Linked DNA regions of Homo sapiens: all the other regions are linked to region 3. Evidence: chromatin contacts called from ENCODE Hi-C or POLR2A ChIA-PET data. All regions are on one chromosome and are shown on one strand. Each heading gives the region's core, a stretch centred on a gene start or an enhancer-like site at or near the end of the contact. The rest is flanking DNA. Distances are from core to core; before and after follow the strand shown. Region 1 holds the start of ARF3 (ARF GTPase 3). Region 2 holds the start of DRC2 (dynein regulatory complex subunit 2). Region 3 holds the start of TUBA1C (tubulin alpha 1c). Region 4 holds the start of CACNB3 (calcium voltage-gated channel auxiliary subunit beta 3). Region 5 has its middle 13 kb from the start of MCRS1.

What was found. A loop is a pair of places that touch in the nucleus more often than their neighbours do. ChIA-PET counts read pairs that join two places held with the same protein, here RNA polymerase II (POLR2A). Pooled maps may share reads with other maps.
Region 1: a loop to region 3 is called in a pooled map, with 5 times the contacts of the local background. The contact joins the promoter of ARF3 here to the promoter of TUBA1C in region 3. A Hi-C loop is called at or near these places in 7 of 50 pooled maps. POLR2A ChIA-PET finds 5 or more read pairs at or near these places in 7 of 52 experiments (BJ, GM12878, MCF 10A and 4 more).
Region 2: a pooled map shows a loop between it and region 3 (2.6-fold over the local background). The contact joins the promoter of DRC2 here to the promoter of TUBA1C in region 3. A Hi-C loop is called at or near these places in 1 of 50 pooled maps. POLR2A ChIA-PET finds 5 or more read pairs at or near these places in 2 of 52 experiments (K562 and activated T-cell).
Region 4: a loop to region 3 is called in a pooled map, with 5 times the contacts of the local background. The contact joins the promoter of CACNB3 here to the promoter of TUBA1C in region 3. A Hi-C loop is called at or near these places in 6 of 50 pooled maps. POLR2A ChIA-PET finds 5 or more read pairs at or near these places in 3 of 52 experiments (A549, PC-9 and activated CD8-positive, alpha-beta T cell).
Region 5: a loop to region 3 is called in a pooled map, with 3 times the contacts of the local background. The contact joins the enhancer-like site here to the promoter of TUBA1C in region 3. A Hi-C loop is called at or near these places in 2 of 50 pooled maps. POLR2A ChIA-PET finds 5 or more read pairs at or near these places in 5 of 52 experiments (GM10248, H1, HEK293 and 2 more).

The regions. Positions count from the first base shown.
Region 1 is chr12:48,956,020-48,958,756 of GRCh38, reverse strand. It overlaps ARF3 (ARF GTPase 3), which reads left to right and starts at 1,270. Exons shown (of 5, transcript NM_001659.3): 1 at 1,270-1,447. RefSeq lists enhancers at 1,943-2,022, 2,078-2,737.
Region 2 is chr12:48,902,738-48,905,437 of GRCh38, reverse strand. It overlaps DRC2 (dynein regulatory complex subunit 2), which reads right to left and starts at 1,305. Exons shown (of 8, transcript NM_033124.5): 1 at 970-1,305; 2 at 325-492. The coding sequence starts at 1,101. It also overlaps the pseudogene RPL32P27. RefSeq lists a silencer at 1,299-1,348.
Region 3 is chr12:49,263,653-49,266,352 of GRCh38, reverse strand. It overlaps TUBA1C (tubulin alpha 1c), which reads right to left and starts at 1,271. Exons shown (of 4, transcript NM_032704.5): 1 at 1,169-1,271. The coding sequence starts at 1,171. RefSeq lists silencers at 642-855, 1,210-1,469, 1,510-1,949 and an enhancer at 920-1,079.
Region 4 is chr12:48,817,203-48,819,902 of GRCh38, reverse strand. It overlaps CACNB3 (calcium voltage-gated channel auxiliary subunit beta 3), which reads right to left and starts at 1,407. Exons shown (of 13, transcript NM_000725.4): 1 at 929-1,407. The coding sequence starts at 973. RefSeq lists a silencer at 1,140-1,609.
Region 5 is chr12:49,579,364-49,582,063 of GRCh38, reverse strand. No RefSeq gene overlaps it. Among named protein-coding and RNA genes, the nearest start is that of MCRS1, 13 kb to the right of the region's middle. Within about 2 kb of position 1,388, at least 2 of the 41 ENCODE cell types and tissues checked have a DNase peak (open chromatin) inside an H3K27ac peak, as active enhancers do.

The DNA of each region.
Region 1 (2,737 bases), core at 21-2,520, 310 kb after region 3:
GGGTTTCACCATATTGGCCAGGATGGTCTCAAACTCCTGACCTTAAGTGATCTGCCCACTTCAGCCTGCCAAAGTGCTGGGATTACAAGTGTGAACACAGGGCCTGGCCCCAGCTTAGTTCTTCTTGGAAGCAAGGAAACAAACAAACAAAATCAACCAAGGCAATAAATTCATAAGAGCAACAATTTGGGCTCAAGCCTTAGGGAAGAGCCATGTGTTCATTCCCTTATACTGCTGTAAATGAGGAGAGAGGGCACTTAGAGAACCTTCTATTGGCCGGGCGCGGTGGCTCACGCCTGTAATCCCAGCTACTCAGGAGGCTGAGGCAGGAGAATCGCTTGAACCCGGGAGGCAGAGGTTGCAGTGAGCCAAGATGGTGCCATTGCACTCCAGCCTGGGCGACAGAGTGAGACTCTTGTCTCAAAAAAAAAAAAAAAAAAAGGAACCTTCTGTTCTTAGCATTACTAGTGCCCTTCTATCACAGCTATTTTTGTTTCAAGGCAGTTCTGCATGTCTAGACCAGGTGCAAAACGGAGTGTGAGGGAAGTAGGAGTGGGTAGGAAGCAAGAAATATGGGTGCAAAGTCCTTCACCTTTCCTTGGGATACTAAAATCCCTACTCATCTAGGCACACTTCCTCAAACCACACTTCTGAATATTAGGTTTCCACTCTCCGTCTTTCAAGTTCCAACTTAACTGGCTCAGAGTCCAGCTGTTTTCCTTTAGCCTCTTAAGTTCATCACTCTCCTTCCTCTTCCTTATGGGAAAGGATCTCTTGATTCAGACCCCACAGTAATCTAGTCTCAGGAATAGTGAGCAACAACAATGGTGCGGTGAGGGCTTTCAGGGGATGGCAGCTAGCCCAGATTAAGAAATAAAGATGAAGTCTGGCTGGGTAAGGCATGCCACAGCAACGACTGTTCACCCATATCCCGATGCTGGCTTTGCCCAAGGAGCCCCTGGGCCCCGCAGCCCAGCCCGTCTCCTACGCAGCCAACTTGCCGCCTCAGTCCTTAAATTCCAGGCACAACCCTGGAGCTTGGGATTGTCACCTCAGTCCTCACTGTCTCATCCCCATTCACGGCTCCCGCCTCCGCCGCCCACAGCCCCCACACCTGCCCCCGCCCTGACTCCAGCTCCAGCGCCCGGCCGCCGGTGCTGCAGCCGCTGCCATGGTGATGGGTCTCGCGAGAACTGCCGCTAGCTACCGCGCAGCTATCGCGCGATCGGGGAGGTGGGAAGTATCCCGGGCTGGGGGTGGGGGTACGCCGCACAGCTCCAGTCGCCGTCGCGGCTTCCGGTGCTAGGTGGAGGGAAGGAAGGAGGGAGCCGGGGAGTGGGCCAGGGCAGCAGCCGGGCTGAAGTCGGCTTGGGGAGCCAGAGGGAGCGGAGCGGAACCTGCGGGGCAGAGGCGGCGGCCGCAGCGGCGCAGCTGATAGCAGGAACAGGTGAGAGGCTGGGAAGGGAAGGCGGGTCCCGGTAGAGAAGAGGCTCGGTCAGGGTGAGGGCTGAGGAGATAGAGCGCCTCCCGGGCCCCGCCCGGCACTGCTTGGCGTGGGGCGGTGGGATTCTTCCCACCCGAGAGCTCAGAGAGGGTGCGTCGGGCCAGCTTCACGCCTGCCCCCGCATTTGAAGGACGCAGAGCTGGGGTGGGGGTGGGGGGCGCACACGGATTTGTCCTCCGCCTCGCTCAAGGGGGCGACCTGGGCTGCAGTTAGGTTGTCGCCTGCAGGAGGTGTGCTGTTGAGGGAGAGGAAAACCGTCCGAGGAGAGGTGATGAGGGGGCGGTGATGGCTGTTTGTATCTTTTCTGTTAAAGGGCTAGGGAATGCTGCTTTCTTCTACTCCCTCTCCCTCCCCCACCTTAGCAATAGGAGACGGGAGAGAAGCCTTGCTGTGGTTACACCCCCTCCCCCATCATAGGGCAGGGGTGCGTAGGGGGGTTGGGGGTTAGCCAACAGGGCAGGCTGCTGGGGCACCACATGGGCGCTATTGTGGTAGAGGTTGCGCTTTCGAGTCTAGGGAACCGCAGGTTGGGAAGAGGGCAGCAAGTGGGGAGAGGGTGGAGAGGAGGCAGGAGAAGGAGGAGGGGGATCTGATCTTCCTGGGAGAAGAGAGGTGGGGCCTTCCTCCCCAGGCGGAGCGGGGGCGGTCTCACAGGAGGAGGGAGCATCTTGTCACTGGCCCTCAGTTTGTGTCTTCCAATCCGCTTTCTTTCTTTAGGAAGTACCAGGATTCCCGGAACAGAAAATGGAGCCATTGCTTACGCGAATCGTTTGAGGGAAGGGGCGGGAGTTGGGGAGGTGGAGTTCCCTGTTAAAACGGGCCACTTGATTAGCAAAGTGGTAGCTGTTATTTTGGGGGAATTCCCGTCTTGATTGCATTAAGGCGGGTCTCCATCTTTCCAGGCCAGGAGGAATGTGGTGGTGGAGGTGGAGGATTGTGGTATGTGGTCAGGAGTGAGAAGAAATAGTAAGGCCGTCCCGGTGAGGGAGAAATGTAACCTAAAACCTGTCTCTGCTGTTGTTGGATTGGGTCACCCCTGGTCTATGGCATGAAAGTTTTATTGGGAGGAGATCTGCTGCAAGAGTCTGATTGCTTGGGTCAGTGCAACAGGACAGAATCTAGTCGCTGCATACCTCCTTCCCTGTCCTCAATCAGGTAGGTAGTAACAGTCTTTGCTGCTATTTTGTCTTGGGCTTGTTGTTGGGGTAGGTGTTTCCACTTGCCGTGACTTGG
Region 2 (2,700 bases), core at 56-2,555, 360 kb after region 3:
CCCCTCTGGAACTGAGCCTTCTGACATTGAAATGAAGGTGTGGGACTCATTTCAAGTCACTGGGTGATGTCTACTGTGCCTTATGACTCTACTATTGGATAGTACTGGTTTTGGGCAATAGATGACAAGAAGAGTGGGTCCTCTAAGGGAGAGAGGGATGAAAGCCCAATATTCTATTTTTTATTTCTGTGAAAACCATTATTACCAATAGCCTGGCTTTCTCACAGCCTGTGTCTTGTGAGGGCTTTAAGATGGATTCACTAGGCTCATTCTATTAAGAGGTCAGGAAGCCATACTCAAGGTTTCCTTGGAAAGAGTGCCTACCTTGATGACATTGTCCTTACAGTCCACCACTCGTTCAAATGTTTGGCTGAGGATCTCAATGTCCTTATGAAGTTCTCTGGTCTTGACTTCCCGAAGGACAGTTCTCCACTGTGTGTTAATCTTATTAAGGTTCAGAGCACTGTTGTGTTCCTCCTTGGCCAGCTTGTCCTGTGTGAAGGAATAAATATACCTCCAGGAAGTCAGGGCCTTTCAGTACAACAAACAAGATCACTCTTAATTTATCAGCTGACACCTTACCCCTTTTCGATGGGAACGGCCTGATGGCATTTAGGGAGGGCAAGGGTGAATTTCCTTCAGGGTGGGAGCATCAGAGTAGGATGTTGTTTGTAATGACCTATCTCCAGGGAGAATATCAGCATTCCAGACAGCTGGAACAGCTGACAGGACCTACGGTCCCAGTTCTGGGATTCAGTAAAGATTGCCAAGCCGTATACCACGCACCCCCTCCGTGCTTCGCAGAGAACACCCCCGCCTCCCAAACAATGTTGCCTGAAATCTAAGTATATCTGGGTCTCAGGATTTCCGGAGGAGGGGAGGTCAGGATGAAAATGAGGTTTCCTCAGTGACAGGGCCAGGGCAGGGGGTGGATGGGGTTGAGCAGGACATAATGCAAAAGGCCATCACCTTCAAGAACTGGCTGAGGAGCCTCTCCTTCTTTTTGGCCATCTCCTCCTCTGCCAGCAACTTCTGCTGAAACAGAAGCAGCTGCTTCTCATCGGACAGGGGCGTCTTGGCCATTTTTTCTTTCTTAGGCATGGGGGCAGGGGATTGGATCCGGGAAAGAAGCCTCGGTCTGCCTCGGCCCGCGTTACAGAGCTTAGAAGAAAAATGTCCCTAGAAAGGGGACTTCCAGAAGTGCCCCTGGTTGTGGGCGGTTGTGGGACCGGAGATCTCAGCCCTCGAACAGGAGAGATCCCCGGCTATCAGTGAGGCTGAGCTCTCCCACTGTAAGACGCGTCTAGTCTCCTAGCAACGAGGATATCGCTAACATGGAGAGGCAACAGGCTAGAAGAGTCCCTGTCTTGGAGCGCCCCCTACCCAGTGGAGGACCGCGGTCGGTTTTTGAGAGGGTCCTTTTAACTCTCAAAAATCTGTCTCCTCAGTGCATTTTATTTATTTATTTATTTATTTATTTATTTATTTATTTATTTATTTTTGACATAGAGTCTCTCTCTGTCGCCTAGGATGGGCACGATCTCGGCTCACTGCAACCTCCGCCTCCCGGGTTCAAGCAATTCTCCTGTCTCAGCCTCCCCTCAGTGCACTTTTATAAACCGTCCTCAGAACCCTTGGGAAGCCCAAGATCGTCAAAAAGAGAACCAAGAAGTTTATCCGGCACCAGTCTGACCGATATGTCAAAATTAAGCGTAACCGGCGGAAACCCAGAGGTATTGACAACAGGGTTCGTGGAAGGTTCAAGGGTTAGATCTTGATGCCCAACATTGATTATGGGAGCAACAAGAAAACAAAGCACATGCTGCCCAGTGGCTTCCGGAAATTCCTGGTCCACACGTCAAGGAGCTGGAAGTGCTGCTGTTGTGCAACAAATCTTACTGTGCTGAGATCGCTCACAATGTTTCCTCCAAGAACCGCAAAGCCATCGTGGAAAAGAGCTGCCCAGCTGGCCGTCAGAGTCACCAACCCCAATCCCAGGCTGCGCAGCAAAGAAAATGAGTAGACAGCTCATGTGTATGTTTTCTGTTTAAATAAAACTGTAAAAACTGCAAACAACAACAACAACAAAAACCTTTTTTAAAAAGATAAGTGTTGGAGAGAATGTGGAGAAACGAGAACCCTCATATATTGGTGGTAGAAATGTAAAATGGTGTAGCCACTTTGGAAAACAGTTTGGCAATTTTTTAAAATGTTAAACATAAATTTACCATGTGACCCAATAATTTCACTCTTAGGGATCTGCCTAAGAGAAATGAAAGCATGTATACACACAAAAACTTGCACAGGAATTTTCTTATCTGTCTCACTCATAATAGCCCAGTTGGAAAAATTGGAGACAACCTAAATGTCCATTAACATGTGAATGAGTAGACAAAATATGCTATGTCCATACAATGGAATATTATTCAGAACAAACTATGGATACCAGCTACAATGTGGATGAACCTCAAAAAGAATATGCAGGCTGGGCGCTGTGCCTCACACCTGTAATCCCAGCACTTTGGGAGGCCGAGGCGGGAGGATCGTTTTAGCCCAAGAGATCGAGACTAGCTTGAGCAATGTGGCGAAACCCCTTCTCCACAAAAAATACAAAAGAAGTTAGCTGGGCGTGGTGGTGCGTACCTGTTGTCCCAGCTACCCCAGGAGGCTGAGGTGAGAAGATCACCTGAGCCCCAGAGG
Region 3 (2,700 bases), core at 22-2,521:
GTTCACGCCATTCTCCTGCCTCAGCCTCCCGAGTAGCTGAGACTACAAGCGCCTGCCACCACGCCCAGCTAATTTTTTTTTTTTTTTTTTTAGTAGAGACGGGGTTTCACCGTGTTAGCCAGGATGGTCTCGATTTCCTGATCTCGTGATCCACCAGCCTCAGCCTCCCAAAGTGCTGGGATTACAGGCGTGAGCCACCGCGCCGGGCCGGGTTTGCGTTTTTTTGAGACAGTTTCGCTCTGTCGTCCAGACTGGAGTGCAGTAGCGCGATCTCGGCTCAGGGAAACCTACGCCTCCTGGGTTCAAGCGATTTTCCTGCCTCAGCCTCCCGAGTAGCTGGGATTACCGGCGCGCGCCACCACGCCCAGCGTTTTTTTTTGTTTTTTTTTTTTTTTAAAGTAGAGACGGGGTTTCACCATGTTCGCCAGGTTTGTCTCGAACAAGTGCTGGGATTACAGGCGTGAGCCACTGCGCCGGGCCAACTCTGGTTTTATAAGAAAATATCCTTTTGTGGACGTGTTTTTAAACCCGGCTTAAGTAGAAAGCTTCAGCTATAAACCTACCACTAGATTAACACCAGAAATGCAGGATTAGGCAACGTGAAAGTTAATTATTCCCTTCCAAGGAGGTGCCTGCCTCCATTCTCAAGTGGACTGGCGCAGTTGGAAGCTCTCCCCAGGGCAGGGCCACAGGTGACTCAGCAGCGAGTCACTGGGCGCTGGAGAGGGGGAGCCAGGAAGTGCTGCACCGTCGGTGCGGGAGCGCACGAGGGCCTCCGGGGCCCAGTTTGTAAGGCAGTAGGAAGGAGAGGTCGCTTGAGAAAACGTGGGGAGGGATTTTTAGTTTAAGTTCTTGGAGGCCAATGAGCAGGCTCCCTGACCTTCCTCCCTAGGGCAGTAGCGGGCCCTGCGGGGAAAGCCCTCACTAGGATCAAGAGGGCTTTCCATTTCCACTGATGGCCGCACCCGGGCCAGGTTTTCCGGCCCGAACTGGTGTCTGCCAAGTGAACTCGACCTTCCAGCCCGGCCGCCACAAGCCAGGTTAACCGGAGGGGCCCGGGGTAGTCTGGAGCTGTCCTGGGCGCGGCCCGAGGTGCAGGCAGTAGTTTCCGGGCCCGCCGTCCCCTGGGACGCGCACTCTTCCCCAGCCCCGAGGGAACCCCACTCACCATGACTAGAACTTGAAGGGGTCTGCGGCGGTGAAGGAGGCGAAGGGACGGCAACAAGGATCTCCCACTAACAGACTACCAAGGAGTCCGGGGGAGAAGTAGTGAAAGGGTGGCCGGCCCCGAAGGGCCTTATATACCCGGTCCCCGGCCACGTGTCGGGAGGGCGGGCCCCAGACCCCGCCCCGTGCCGCTGCGGCCCCACCTTCGAGCCCTGGCCTGCGCCCGGCCGCACCCGCGGAGTGGGGGCGCGCGGCGCTGATTGGCGGATTCAAAAGTTCAAACCAAACTCGTCGGAAGGAGCCAGGAGCAGGAAGAGGAGGAAGGGGAGGAAGGGGAGGAAGGGGAGGAAGGGGAGGAAGGGGAGGAAGGGGAGGAAGGGGAGGAAGGGCAGGAAGGGCTCTGGGGCTGGAGAATGGGCCGGGACAGGGACAGAGGTGTCCACTGGGAGGAGGGAGCAGGCCGGACGTCTGCCCCGTCCCCGGTGGGTGCGGGGGCGTCAGGTGGGCAAAACCCCAGCGAGGGGAAGCTCCAGGTAAGAGGGCGACCGCGCCCAGGAGGGAAGCCCTTACTGCACCGCCCCGGCCTCGCCCCCGGTCCCCGCGGCTGCGCTCCCTACGCCGCCGGGGAGGCGCCGACGCCGGGACCAGGCTGCGGGTTCCGCCTCGGAGTCCTGGCTGCCGGGCACCCCGGCTGGGCCCGCGGGCGCCCGCTCCCCTCGCCGCTGAGGGCTGTCCAGAGAGAGGGCTTGCTCCCCACTCTAGGTCTGAATCACCACGAACGCGCCTTAAACTCTATTCCCACCTTTTTGGTTGCTTTTCCTTACGTCCTCTTTAAATGAGCCTTTGGCTTCTAACAGTCTCCTCCCGATAGGCGCAAAAGCAGTTTTTTCAGTTCATTAGGATAATGAATAGCTTACATTTTTTGATTGCTAACTATGCAGAGTAGTTGGCTTTTTTTTTTTTTTTGAGACGGAGTCTCGTTCTGTCACCCAGGCTGGAGTGCAGTGGCGCGATCTCAGCTCACTGCAACCTCTGCCTCCCGGGTTCAAGCGATTCTCCTGCCTCAGCCTCCTGAGTAGCCGAGACTACAGGCGCGTGCCACCACACCTGGCTAAATTTTTGTATTTTTAGTAGAGACGGGGTTTCACAGTGTTAGCTAGGATGGTCTCGATCTCTTGACCTCGTGATCCGCCCGCCTCGGCCTCCCAAAGTGCTGGGAATACAGGCGTGAGCCACCGCGCCTGGCCGAGTAGTTGGCTTTTCATATCACATGATCACATTTCATCCATATGACAAACTCTATGAATTATTATCCCTAGTTTACAGATGAGGAAAGTAGAGCTCCGAGGAATTAAACCCTTCAACACTAACTTGTACTGCGTCATACTAAATGTGCCTCTCTGACCATCTCTGCCAAGGTTTCTCAGAAGCGCCTTTTATTTCTGTTGTTTTTGTTTCTCTGCAACTCTATCATGTTATCTTAGCTCATGAATTCCTTGACCATCTCTGGGAGATACAGAGTTTATGGAAATA
Region 4 (2,700 bases), core at 158-2,657, 450 kb after region 3:
AAGCTGCTCCGCATTCTTGCCCCATCTTTCCAGGCACTCTCCCTGCTGTCTGAGCTCCGGGAATCACTGCTTAATGAGCTGATTTGTCTCAGTGGGTCAGGAGATAAAAGCAAAGAGGAGAATTAAATATTTATCGGTTGCCTGTTTCTCTGAGCAAAGCGCTTCCTCTCCATCCCCAGGCCCTCAGCTCCTCTGGCCTCACCTCCAGGCCCTCCATGCTGGGCAAGAGCTCAGGATGCCCGCTGCAGAGGAAGCCTCAGCAGGGGGCTGTGGAATAGATGGGGCTCAGTCACCTGGCCTACCCATGTGCTGGGCGCCCAGGTTTCAGCCTGGGAGAGAAACTGGGCTAGAGAAAGGGTGAGGAGATGAGGCAATGCGCAGAGATGGAGGGGGTGGAAGGGAATAATGGAGCTCCTCAAGTTTTAGGATCCGTCTGTCTGAAGAGGTTGGCCCCTGGCTCCCTGATGTCCTCTCAGCTCCCTGATGTGTCGTTTGCTTGAGGCACAAGAGGTCTAGAATGTCTGCCTCCCCAACCACCTCGGCGGCTCTCCTAGCTGTTGTGTTCAGACCCCAGAAATCCAGAATTTGGAACTCCAGACATGGCGTGTTCCCTCTCCAGAGCCTCTGTGCCCTCGGCCTCCAGCCCTGCCTTCTCCCACCCCTCTTTCCTGGGCCGTGGAGCCACCTGCTTGAGCCCTTCCCCTATACTGCCCCCTCTCTGCACACACCCGATGCCCCAGGGTCTGAGTCTGGGTCGCTGGGGAACGCTTGGCATGAAAATCCATCTCCCCACGTTCTTAGAGCGCCCCCCTACAAACCCTGCCCTGCCACTGAGGCGTTTTTCAAAGTCCTGAACCGGGGAAAGGGTTGAAGGGAGAGGAGGTGTCACCCCAACTTCCCCGCCCCCACCCTCATCGTGGGCACTCACCGCCTCCGAGTCCTCAAACCCGGGCACGTAGGAGTCGTCATACATGGGGGAGTCCGGGTCGGGGGAGCGAGCGGCGCCGGGGGCGGGAGCGGCCCGGAGGCAGGGGCAAGGACTGCGGGCCGCGCCCGGGAGATGCCACCGAGCCCCGCAGCCCTGCGGGCGGCGGCAGGGAGCGAGAGAGCGCGAAGGAGGGAGCGAGCCGCGAAGACCAGCTGCTCGGAGCTCAGATCACCGCTCCCCCCACCCCACCCCCCCAAACCCAGCCGGTCCCACCCCGAGCGCGGCTGAGGAATCTGGCGCCGGCTCCTACAACAATAGTGCCCGCCCACCTGACCCCCTCCCCGGGAGAAGGCGGGGGCGGCGAGGGGGCGGCGGCCACCGGGGAGCCCGGGCCAGGCCGGGAGAGGGGAACGAACCCGTGCTAGGTGGAAGGTGGGTCCCCGAGCACCTACGGGGCCGTGGCGGCGGGGAGGAAGGGGAGGAGAGGCTGCGGGCAGGGCGGATCCAGGCAGGGAGGAGGCGGGGCGAGGAGAGATGCGGAGACAGAGACGCTCGGCAACCCAGGAACTACTCCGCCGGGAAACAAAGGGCTGCGGCGGGGGAGGGAGGGGGCGCTGAGACCGCGAGGGAGACGCGACCCGGGCGGAGACTGGAGAGGGCGCAGGTGTCGAGGAAACCGGAGAGAGAGAGGCAGAGGGAGGACGGAGAGGACAGGAAAATGGGGAGACCGTGGGAGACAGAAGAGGCGCGGGAACGAGCGGCAGACGGGGGAGGGGTCCCAGGCGACAGCAGGGCGGGTCTGGGCCCGTGCGTCCCGGAGGCTCCGAAAGCAAACCCCGCAGTGGTCCCGGGGAGGAATGGGCTTGGTGCCCCCAGGCTAATGACAGGACGGCAGCTCCTGCCCCAACAGGTGCCCGGCCCCCTCAGTACGGGGACGCTGCGGCAAAGGCGGTGTTGCCCAACCCTTGAGAAGGGGGGAACTTTCCGTGAGCTGGGTAGGCCTCCCCACACCTGTTGCACGGATAGATTTTGTCTTAGTCCTGCCAGGATGGGGGTTCCCTTCCCCACTTCCCTGCCAAGGATTGTGCCAGACAGTGCCAAGGCATCCGTGGGAACTGGGGCAGAAAGGGGCTGTTTTAGGTGAGCCTAAAGGGAAGGGGAAAGAAGCCAGAGGGTGGAGGTAGGGGGATAGTTGTGGGTGGGATCCTGGCTACACTCGGGTTGGGAGAGGAAAGGGCCAGTCTCCTCGGAGTCACTAGGGTAAGGCCAGATTCTCCCCTTAGCAGAAGGGCTTGTACCACTCTGCACCACTCAGTCTCCTTTACAGGAGCATTGAGATTTGGGGTAAGAGAGCCGCAGCCCTTATCTTGAGGAAACTTTCCCCAAAGATCCACCCATTTGAGCTCTTTCCTTTTTTCATCTCCTGAGCAAAATTCCTTCTTTGATTTTTGACTGCCTACCTTTGTGCCCCACGAGGAGGATGTGCGTAGACAGGGGTTACACTTGGAGGCCTCCTGGTGCCCATGCTCTTGGCCCTGAGCTCAGTCCTTTTCCTTCCCAATTTCTCACACCCGGGAGTTCAGCAATCTGCTCATCCCTCCTTGGCTTGAGGAGAATCAGAAATCCAAAACTCTGACATGGCTTAGTAAGATCTATGGTAGAAAGCACTGTGCATGGGAGAGAGAAAGCCCACCCAAACCAAGTGGCTTCCCACCTGGGTCACTTATCGGTGTTATCTTGGCAAGACAAAGAAGAGCTGCATCTTCAGACTG
Region 5 (2,700 bases), core at 139-2,638, 320 kb before region 3:
CAGTGGCTCACGCCTGTAATCCTAGCACTTTGGGAGGCCAAGGTGGGCGGATCATGAGGTCAAGAGATCGAGACAATCCTGGCCAACACGGTGAAACCCCGTCTCTACTAAAAACACAAAAATTAGCTGGCCATGGTGGCACGTGCCTGTAGTCCCAGCTACTTGGGGGGCTGAGGCAGGAAAATTGCTTGAACCCAGGAGGTGGAGGTTGCAGTAAGTTGAGATTGTGCCACTGCACTCCAGCCTGGTGACAGAGTGAGACTCTGTCTCAAAAAAAAAAAAGAAAAGAAAAGAAAAGAAAATCTTAACATCAGAGATATAGAAATCCTTTGGCAGGTTTATCAGCCAACTAGACAAAAGCAAGGCAAAAAAATATGTGAATTGAGGCAAGATCAATAGAAATTAGCCAACTATAACACAGAGAGAGTAAAAACAAAGCAACAAATCAGCAACCCCCAAACCAAACACCCAAGATGTGTGGGACAATACCAATGGTTTCACACACATGTGATCAAAGTCCCAGAAAAAGGGAGAAGAAATATTTAACAAGCTACTTGAAGAGATAATCACTGAGAATTTCCAAAATTAAAGACAAGAAGCCACAGATCCAAGGAGCTCAGAGAACTGAAGCAAGATAAATACAAAGGAAAACATACCTCAGCATATCATAGTCAAACCTGAAACCAAAGATGAGAGAACTTGAAAGCAGCCAGAAAGAAAAAGTTACCCAGTAAAGTAAAAAATAAAGCAGTCTTCTCAGGCAGTCTTGTAAGTTATGGGTCCACTAGATAACCCAGGAGCCTTCTAGAATATTCCTCCATTTGGGGGCAATTAGCTTAAGCAGGTAACATCCCAGCCAATTAGCCAATTAGGAGGCTGAGTGGCCTCCCATGCTCCAGTTCTACATATCCTGGCCCTGGCTCTTGTGTCACACCCTGCCCCTGCTCTCTGCACACCCTGGGAGGCCCTGCGCTGGCTGGTGGCTTCATCACCCCTCAAACACTATTTATTGCCTCTGAGCTGGGAGGAAGCTGAGCAGGTGGAGGCTGGATACACTAGTCACTGACCTCAGTGACCCTTGAGGCAGGCCCTGGGGTCTGACTGCTGCCTCACATTCTTTCCCAGGAGCTGAGCAGCCTGGAACAACCAAAGCCTGAGTCCAGCTAGTGCACCAGTCAGGGCGCTGCCACAGAGTTCACTGCCACAGGCAGCAGTGCTGTGAGCGGGCAGCTGCCAATGATTCAGGCCACCACTGGTCAAGAAGATTCGGTTTCCTCTCTCATCACCCCCAGGCTGTCTGTTAGGCGCCCCGTATCCTCACTCTCTGGAAGAGAGGAGAAGCCTTTCCTGCAGAAGCCACAAGGAGGCAGCAAAGTGCTTGTCTAAGGGCCTCAGCTGGCCTGGAGAGGGGCCGGGAATTCAAGAATTAGAAGGGAGGGAACTGCGGGAAGACTGACAGGAGGGGAGCTGGTGAGTTCCTGGGAAGGTGCAGGTGGAGCGTGGACAGCAAGTGCAGCAGAGGGAGAAGGCATTCCTGACCCATGCTGGGACACGGGGATCCTGCAGAGGACTCATGGTTGTGGAGTCTGCTCTCCCTTGGACTGGGGACCCTTCCTCCTCGCTTGATCGCCTACCCCCAGCAGGTCCTCTGCTCTGTATGGCACAGATCTATCCCTGCAAATGACCCTTTGGGCAGCAGTTTTTAGGAGCTCTGCCAGGAGGCCCTTCCCATGGACTTCCTCAAGCATGCAGCATGGCCCCATTGATTCATTTACTCATTCATTCATTCAACAAGTACCTATTAGGCACCTAACATGAGGCAGTGTTCTAGGTGTTAGGGATACTGTAGTGAGTAAAACAGATTTTTAAAAAGTGCTTTCATGGCCAGGTGCAGTGGCTCACGCCTGTAATCCCAGCACTTTCGGAGGCCGAAGCGGGCACATCATAAGGTCAGGAAATCGAGACCATCCTGGCTAACATGGTGAAACCCCATCTCCACTAAAAATAAAAAAAATTAGCCGGGCGTGGTGGCGGGCGCCTGTAGTCCCAGCTACTCGGGAGGCTGAGGCAGGAGAATGGCATGAACCCGGGAGGCGGAGGTTGTGTGAGCCATGATCGTGCCACTGCACTCCAGCCTGGGCGACTGAGCGAGACTCCATCTCAAAAAACAAACAAACAAACAAAAAACTGCTTTCACAAAGCTTACATTCTATGGGGGGAAAAGACAAGAAACAAAAATAAGTAGTAAAATGCACAGTTATGTCAGAACGTAAAAGGTTCCATGGAGAAACACAAATTTCAAGAGGGATAAGGCAGCAGAGTGCAGGGGAGTGGGTGTTACCATTTAAAGCAGAGAGGGCATGGCAGGACGTTTCAGTGAAGACTTGAAGCAGGTGAGGAGGTGAGCTGCGGGAAGGGCGTGCCAGGCAGGGAGAGCAGGCTGAGGTGAGAGCCTGCCTGGCACACTCAGGGGGCAGCAAGGTGCCCGGGGTACCTGGTGTGGGTGAGTGGGAGGGTGGGAGGAGCCACGTTGCAGAGGCCACTGGGAGGCCGGTCACACAAGGCCTTGTAGGCCACCGTAAGGACCTCTGTTCACCCGGAATGCAATGGGAGCCATTGCAGAATTCTAAGCAGAGAAGTGACATCATGTGCCCTTCAATTCAAGAGCATCGTCTGGCTGCAACCATGAGCATAGACTGG